Regions from separate parts of the Mus musculus genome. Here region 1 is linked to region 2. A link is a contact called in ENCODE POLR2A ChIA-PET data. All regions are on one chromosome and are shown on one strand. The core of a region is the stretch at or near the end of the contact, and the rest is flanking DNA. Distances in the headings are between cores, read along the strand shown.

Region 1 (3,785 bases), core at 1,230-3,729, 150 kb after region 2:
CACTTCTGCCCTCAGCTTATCTCGTTGTTGCCGCAGTTCTCGAATCTTGGTTCTAAGAGAACTTTCCTTTTTACGAACTGCTGGTTCTTCAGACTTTCTATTCGATATGTTCGTTTGAGCCTCTAGTCTTTCCAGGTGAGCTAAAACACCTAAAGAAAGTGAAAACAGACAAACAAAACACCCTTCACAATCTGACAAACTTTGGCAAAGCATACTCCACGAAGGAACAGTTTGCTGTGCTAAACGCTGACCAAAGCAGCAACTCAGGGAGGAAGGGCCCATTTCATCTTACAGGTTACAGTCTGCCATGAGAGGAGTCAGGGCAGAAGTGTGAAGCCGGAACTAAAGCAGATGGAGGAACGATGCTTGCTGGCTTGCTCAGTTTGTTTTTTATACATCCCAGGACCACCTACCTGCCCAGGGGTGGCAAGAACTCAGGGCAGGAACTGAAGCAGAGACCATAGAGCAACAAGCTTATTAGCTTCCTGCTACTGCTCAGTTAGCTTTCATATACCACCGAGGACCACCTGCCGCAATGGGTTAGGTGCTCTTCCAATTAAGAAGCAATAAAAAAAAAAAAAAAAACGCCCTAAAGAAACTGCCCATAGACCAATCTGATGAGTTAATTCCTTAACAATTGAGGTTCCCTCTTCACAGGTTGCATCAAGTTGACAACCAAAAACAGTCGTCACAATAGATAACTCATATATCTAGGGCATATTTATTTATTTATCTGTTTATTGAGACAGGGTCTTTCCTACACGACTGGCCCAGAATTCACTATGTAGATCAGGCTGTCCTTGAACTCACAGAGATCCACCTGCTTCCACCCAGAGTGCTGGGATCAAAGACATGTACCATCACAACTGGTCTGCCATAAATTTATAAAGCCATAGGCCCAAATAACCAAACCAGAGACCATTAACCTCTCTGCTGGCCACTGGTGTAAAAACACCCACTAATTAGTACGCTCACTTGAAAAGAACAAGAGACTCCTGATTTGTCTACTGCTTGCTTTGTGGGCAGCAGCATTTCATCTAAGCCTGCTTATCACAGAAGCACAAATCTATGGTGGGAAAGGCCGATTCTCCATGCTTTCCCACAACCCAGATGAAACCTCCCTAGAGAAGTCCAATGCTTCACCTCATGTAACTAGTTTCCTTAAGCAGATCCAATATTTACTTTGCAGGGTTCACAAGAATATACATTCACAAAAATCCTTTCTTCATTTGTCTTGGGACAGCCCAGACCTGGCTCATTCATCTATCCAGCCAAGGCTAGACATCAAATTACTAGTGTATAGCTCCTTTAAAAAACAAACAAACCAACTTGCATAAGATCAAGAGAGAGCCACAGTAGGCAGCATGTTGGCCCTTCACTTGCTTTTCTTCCCGTTACTGACTCCTGACTTCTTTTATTTCCTCTGGAGCCTGAGCACAGCAGTTCCTTCTCTCTGCTGTATTTAGTTCCTCTCCAAGTTCACACGATAAGCAGTGGTAATTGCCAAGCAGAGAGAGAAAACCAACATAATCATAACTAAATGTTTCAATCTTTTGGATTGGAGATGACAAGGGAACTGGAGAATAATTGACCTGTCGAAGTTTGATGATTATTCACAAACTTTCACTCGTCACTTGTTTAGCCAGGTGTGCTGACACACAGAAGGGCAAGTTACTGGCAAATTTGGGATTACATAGTAATTTAGTTCTAGGGTATGGATTATACTTGATTGCAACATATTTTTAACAATTAAGTCATCAAACTTTTAGTTTTTAGTAACAATTTCAACCCACATGATGCTTTCACATTAAGTTTTGTTTAAAGGAGAAAGAAAATGAGGCAGAACTATAATGTGTCCAAGCCACAAAATTTCCTAAGATAGAGCCCTGAATCAAATCCATATCTAATCGCCAAAGTTACTGCCTTACAGTGTCCCTTCCTTTGCAATAAAGTCTGGAAACACTGTGGTACAGAGAAAGCCAAACCCCTTTGAATACCTCCTTTGCACTTCCTGCCTGGACACAAAGTATTTGCAGACTCCATCTCCTCTTCGGGTTCTCAAGTGTTTTTTCTTACGATGCTGGACGTACAAGGCAGGGTTAACATGGACCCGAACGTCCTTAACTGTAAATAGTAAAAGACACGCAATCACCAATCTATTGCCACTATTGCCTGACAGTCCCGGGATAAGCAAAGTGTCCCCGCTGGCGTCCCTTACCTTGGACTGGTCAGCCCTGTCCACGCCTACCTCACCGCCGTGGCCACTATGGTCCAGCCGGGCTTCCTCGAACACCCAAAGAAGCTGTACAGTAATGCTAATCTGTCTACCACTGGGTCTTGCTTTCTCGCCAAAGCTCCCTCACTCAGGATGCAGTTTAAGAATTCCCGCCGAGAGCAACTGAAGTAACAACGTAACCCACTGATCCCAGAGTGCTTTGTGCTTCCGCCGTACACGAACATGGTGGCGCCCAGCAGCTCCACACTAATCCCAGCATGCACCGCAAGGTACGTCCGGCCAGTCTGATGATCAGGAAGATGGCATGCTCTGGGGTGGAGCCACAGATCCTTGTACAGTACTTAGTATTACGAAAGGATCTATCTCAGGCTCCCTTTTCCTGGCCCACCGGCGCACTGGTAGCGCAGGCTTGTCACGCCGCCACAGCAGCCTTGCACCTTCATCGAGACCATCCGCACACGGCAGCTTATCTCCGGGAGCTGGGGCGCATGCGCAAGGTGGTTCTCGAGGTGAGGCGTGGGGAGTATCCGGAGGGACCCTAAACGGGGGTGGGGTGCCGAGGCCGGAAGTAGATCTGCTCTTGGGCCCAACCCTTAGCTTCCGGAAGTACGTGTGGCATGATTGTAGGAGGGATCACTAAGAGTTTGGGAATGGTCTGCGCTACGCAGTGAACCTTCCCTTTGGCAGAGCATGACTGTGAAGAACCGACGCAGACCCTGCTATCACAGCGTTCACCAGAAATTGGTTGTTCCAGTGTCCCTTAGATCCCTGGGAACGAAGCTGGGGAAAGCGTGGCGCTTATGCCTGTGCACCAATCTGCCTTTTAAAACTGGGCCTAGCCGGGCGAGGTGGCGCACGCCTTTAATCCCAGCACTTGGGAGGCAGAGGCAGGCAGATTTCTGAGTTCGAGGCCAGCCTGGGCTACAAAGTGAGTTCCAGAACAGCCAGGGCTATACAGAGAAACCCTGTCTCAAAAAAAAAAAAAAAAAAAAAAAAAAAAAGAAAGAAAAAGAAAAAAGCTGGGCCTAAAATTAGCACTGCCTTAATATTGTTAGTAAGAAATAGAGGCTGTTTATTTAAAAGGAGAAATGCTCAGTGAGTGGGGAAAAGGAGTATGTTTTTCAGAAGCTCTGAGTCTCAAGTCTCCTAACTGACATTTACATAGCACCTGCTTCTCTAGAGAAATCTTTATCCAGGAAAACACTGGCAAAGGGGTGAGAGTGGAGGAACAATGGCCAAAGGGACCAACGTGCCAACCTACATCTGTGTTCAACTTTCTGAGGGGTCCTTTCCCATCTTGGTGATTTACATACGCATTTGATTAACCCTTTTTTAAAGATCTACTTAAATTCTGTGTAGGTGTGTGTGTCTGTGGGACATATGCACATGGGTGCAGACGTGTAGGTGTGTGTGTCTGTGGGACGTATGCACATGGGTGCAGACGTGTAGGTGTGTGTGTCTGTGGGACGTATGCACATGGGAGGACAGAGTAGGATGTAGGCTCTTCTGCAGTTATAGGCAGTGAGAACATCCCACTGTGGGTTCTAGG
Region 2 (3,961 bases), core at 1,409-3,908:
AGTAAAAGATCCTGTCTCAAAGGTAAGATGGATGGCTGTATGTATTTCTTAGAAATACATACTGAAGTATTTATGGGTTTAAAAAGTTCATAAATTAATTTCAAATGACTGAGAAAATGTGTGTGCATATATGTACAAATAGTGAACACAACCTCCATAGTAAATTCCACCCCTACCCCCGGGGTGTGCACACATGTAGACATGCACACACACATGAAATTTGAGTATGAACTATGTTTTAAGTCAACCTTTCTTAGTTTTATTTGTTACTGGTGGTTCCTTTAATCTAATCTCTCTCTCTCTCTCTCTCTCTCTCTCTCTCTCTCTCTCTCTTTCACACACACACACACACACACACACACACACACACACACACACAAACACACACACAGAGTATACTGGCTCAAAGAAATACCTAGGTGCAAACTCATTAAATACCTATACCTTAATAATTTAGTAGCCACTCAAATACAAGCAAGTGTGCCTCTCAAGCAAACTCTATCAGATTGAGTTCCTAGTCCATTTTTAAATTCACAGATACCTAAACTGCAACTTCAATATGGCATAGACAGGGATGTGGCGCCATCTGCTGTTAGAATTGCAAACAGCACCAAGGCGTATTTTTGTAGTCATGATTCACTGTTTGCCTTGAAAATTTATAACCTAGAGGCTCTTCCCTATATAATCCAGATGTTTTGTGCTGGTGCTCTCCTGCCCCCATCCTCTTCCTCCTCTTCTTCTTCCTCCTCCTCTCCTTCTCTCCCTGCATGGGTACCCTTTCTCTCTTTCTCTTACCCCTCCCCTCTCTCTCCCCATGGCGACTTCCCTGGCCTCCTTTCTTGGGGCCAGTGAAGTCACCTGCCTGAGAGCAGCTTCCCAGTGACCCTGCCTTTAATATATTCCAATCTGGTTTGAATTGGCTCATTTCACTAGTAGCTGAGAAATAACAGATCAGATGGTGCCGAAACACAGCAGTTTACATCTCCTACAGTATTTCCCAGGGCCACATATTACATTGTTATGCCAATTATTGGAAAAGGTTCTATCTTTTTTTTCTTCAAAAAAAGCATTTAATATTTTAAATTAAGCATGCTTGAAACTGACTTAAAGTAACTACTGTCATCCACTGTGTCTTCCCAGACTTGGTTTAAGATGTTTAAAGCCCTGTGGGAGCAGAAACCTTCACCTTGGGATTACTGAGAAATTGTCAGCCATCTTTGTCAATCTCTGTTTACATCTGTAACTGAAATTATTGACTAAAAGAATAGTGTGTCTGTCAGACTGACTTTCATTCTAACAGTTGCTTTCCATAAGAAGTTATCGTAAAATTTATGATTCTACCTTATCTACCTTATCTTGTCAGGTAAGGGGAAAGGGAACAAGATTCTGGGTTAAGCCTGGATGTTGGCAGCTGTGAGAATCCCACACCATCACAGAGCTGGACAAACCTTAAGAACTATCCAGCCAGTCTTCCTCCTGAGGATGGGGGCCATTAGACTGATGCCAGAGAGGGAAAATTAACACACACACACACACACACACACACACTGCCTCTGCTCCAAAAGGCAACTCTGGTTTTCAACCAGGAAAGAGTCTTGTTCAAGGTCCTTTTCCAGAACCAGGGTCAGACTCCCAATTCTCATCTGATGCTACCTTCTTCGATGAAGCCTTTGCAGGCTGTCTGCAGATTGAAGCAACCGTCCATTAAGAATAATCAGGGGAGGGGTGATTATGTACTAAACAGATACTTTTTTGTGTGTGATTATTCCCTAAAGGACAACAATATAGACTAACAACTATTTACATAAGAATGATATTTACATTGTAATAGCATTTACTTTGTATTGAGTAGTTATGCTGGCTTTCTTGGGTTTTGGGTAGAAGCCAAGAAACTCACTTCTGTAAGAAAGCAGGCTGAACGGAGCCATGAGGAGCAAGCCACTAGGCAGCACTCCTCCACAGCCTCTGCATCAGCTCCTGCCCCCAGCTTCCTTTCCTATCTCTCCTGTCCAAATTTTTTTTGATGTGTAAGCCAAGTTAAACCCTTTTCTCCCCAAGTTGCCTTGGTTATGGTGTTTCTTCACAGCAACAGTAACCCTAAGACAGTGGGGCAGATAATGTGAGATGACACAAGTAGGCTGAGGATGTGCATAAGTTACATAAAGCTTTCTACACATGTACAATTTATACATAAAGGTTTTTATATATTTATTTTGAAACAGGATTGCACAATATAGCTCCACCTGGCCTTGAACTCATAGAGATCCGCCTGCCTCTGCCTCCTGAGTGCCAGAATTAAAGCGTGCGTTTGCTCGGATACCATCTTTAGGTGACTGGGACATCCGCAGAATCCACTGTGATCCTGGGCTCAGTCCTCTGCAGAAACTGTAGTCTGCAGTCACTGTACTGACGGAGAGGAGGATGGCAGCAGAGGCACCCATCGGTGAAGATTCCAGGAAAAAAAAAGCCTTTGGCATGACTGGGCCTTACACTAAATGTCAAAAACTCCCCGTGACAGCCGCTCTATTTCTGCCACCATGTACAGACCAATCTTGATGCCAGGCAAAGAAACCCCAATCGCCTGCAACCGGGCCGCACTGGCCCAACAGGACCCCAAGACCCAGTCCTCCCGGGCCCCGCAATGACGTCACGGCGCGCAGTCATCGCGAGACTCCGCTCGCCCTCCGCGGCTCGCCGCTTCCCAACCGCCCTCGTCCGTCCGCGGCCAGGCAGCGGTGGGGATGGCGAGCCGCGGAGCCAGGGTGGTGACGAGCACAGCGGCTCCGTCATTGGGCGAGGAGGCCTGAGGGACTCCAGGCTGGCTGGGTGCGTAAGGACACCACAACCCGCGGCCCCGGCAGAGCGAGGGCGATGGAGACCAACGTGCCGAAGAGGAAGGAGCCCGCCAAGTCCCTCCGCATCAAAGTCATCTCCATGGGCAACGCCGAAGTGGGGAAAGTGAGTACCGCGTGCTGCGAGGGCAGGACCTCCGCGTGCTGTGAGAGCGACATTCCCATTGGCTAGGAGAGCCGCCACTCAAAAGCTTGAAGCTCCGCCTCCTCTCTGCTTAGTTTAGCATCCTGAGCTCACTGGGGCTTGCGGCCTCCAGAGGAAAACTATCTTGACCTTTTTGACCTTTGGGCTGCTGGCTCTTTACTGACGTCACTGTCCCTAAAAGGTGTCAGGGTGGCCTCTGATCTTTGATTGTAATTTGAAGGTAGTAATTAGATTCCGATGTCGAATGATCAGTTTACATACCAAATCTGTTTTTCCCCTGAGAGGGGACGAGGTCCTGCGGGTTGGGGAGAGTGGTTGCCAGCCTTGCTGTTTAAAGAGATGCCAGGGAGGTGTTAGATTCTAAAAAATGTAGCCCTGAACAGCCTGGAGTCTATGTTCCCACCACCAGAGCACAACAACCTAGTGTGTTTCAGGGGACATGCACTGACAGCCCTAGATCTTGTGTTTTTAATTTTTTGTATTGTCACGTCCATTTTTCTCGGAGGAGTCTTTTTTTTTAAAAAAATACCATCTTTCTGAGTGTATCATTTCTGTATCATTTGCTGCTTATTAGCTACTAAACTTCCTCTCATCTGGGAAGGGAGGCCTTTCCTAAATGAATTTAGATGCCAGTTACTCGTTTTCTTCCCTTAACGTTGGGAAACTGTTGGTTAAGAATTCCCAAGGTCGACAGACAGGGAAGGCATCCGAAGTGGAGTCTTCACTAAACCAAACGCAGAAGACCTCTAATGGGAGCGTTTGCATACTACTATGTAAGCCAGTGCTCTGTGCTAGAAGATGCTCAGGAAGTGTTTATTGCTGTTATACAATTTAGCGTGCTCCCGTTCTACATATGGACCTTCATGTATGTGTTAACAAAACAGTTGCTGAAGATTAACATTTATTGACTATTGACTATTTTCCAGCTCTGTTTTACAAAGGCAGGAGAGTTGGGAATATTGTG

Evidence for each region. ChIA-PET counts read pairs that join two places held with the same protein, here RNA polymerase II (POLR2A).
Region 1: POLR2A ChIA-PET joins it to region 2 with 15 read pairs in embryonic stem cell. The contact joins the promoter of Ptrhd1 here to the promoter of Dnajc27 in region 2. POLR2A ChIA-PET finds 5 or more read pairs at or near these places in 2 of 5 experiments (Patski and embryonic stem cell).

Annotation. Positions count from the first base shown.
Region 1 is chr12:4,231,534-4,235,318 of GRCm38, forward strand. It overlaps Ptrhd1 (peptidyl-tRNA hydrolase domain containing 1), which reads left to right and starts at 2,480. Exons shown (of 2, transcript NM_001204912.2): 1 at 2,480-2,745. The coding sequence starts at 2,494. It overlaps Cenpo (centromere protein O), which reads right to left and starts at 2,432. Exons shown (of 7, transcript NM_134046.6): 1 at 2,219-2,432; 2 at 1,998-2,124; 3 at 1-149. The coding sequence starts at 2,043.
Region 2 is chr12:4,079,916-4,083,876 of GRCm38, forward strand. It overlaps Dnajc27 (DnaJ heat shock protein family (Hsp40) member C27), which reads left to right and starts at 2,659. Exons shown (of 7, transcript NM_153082.4): 1 at 2,659-2,958. The coding sequence starts at 2,872.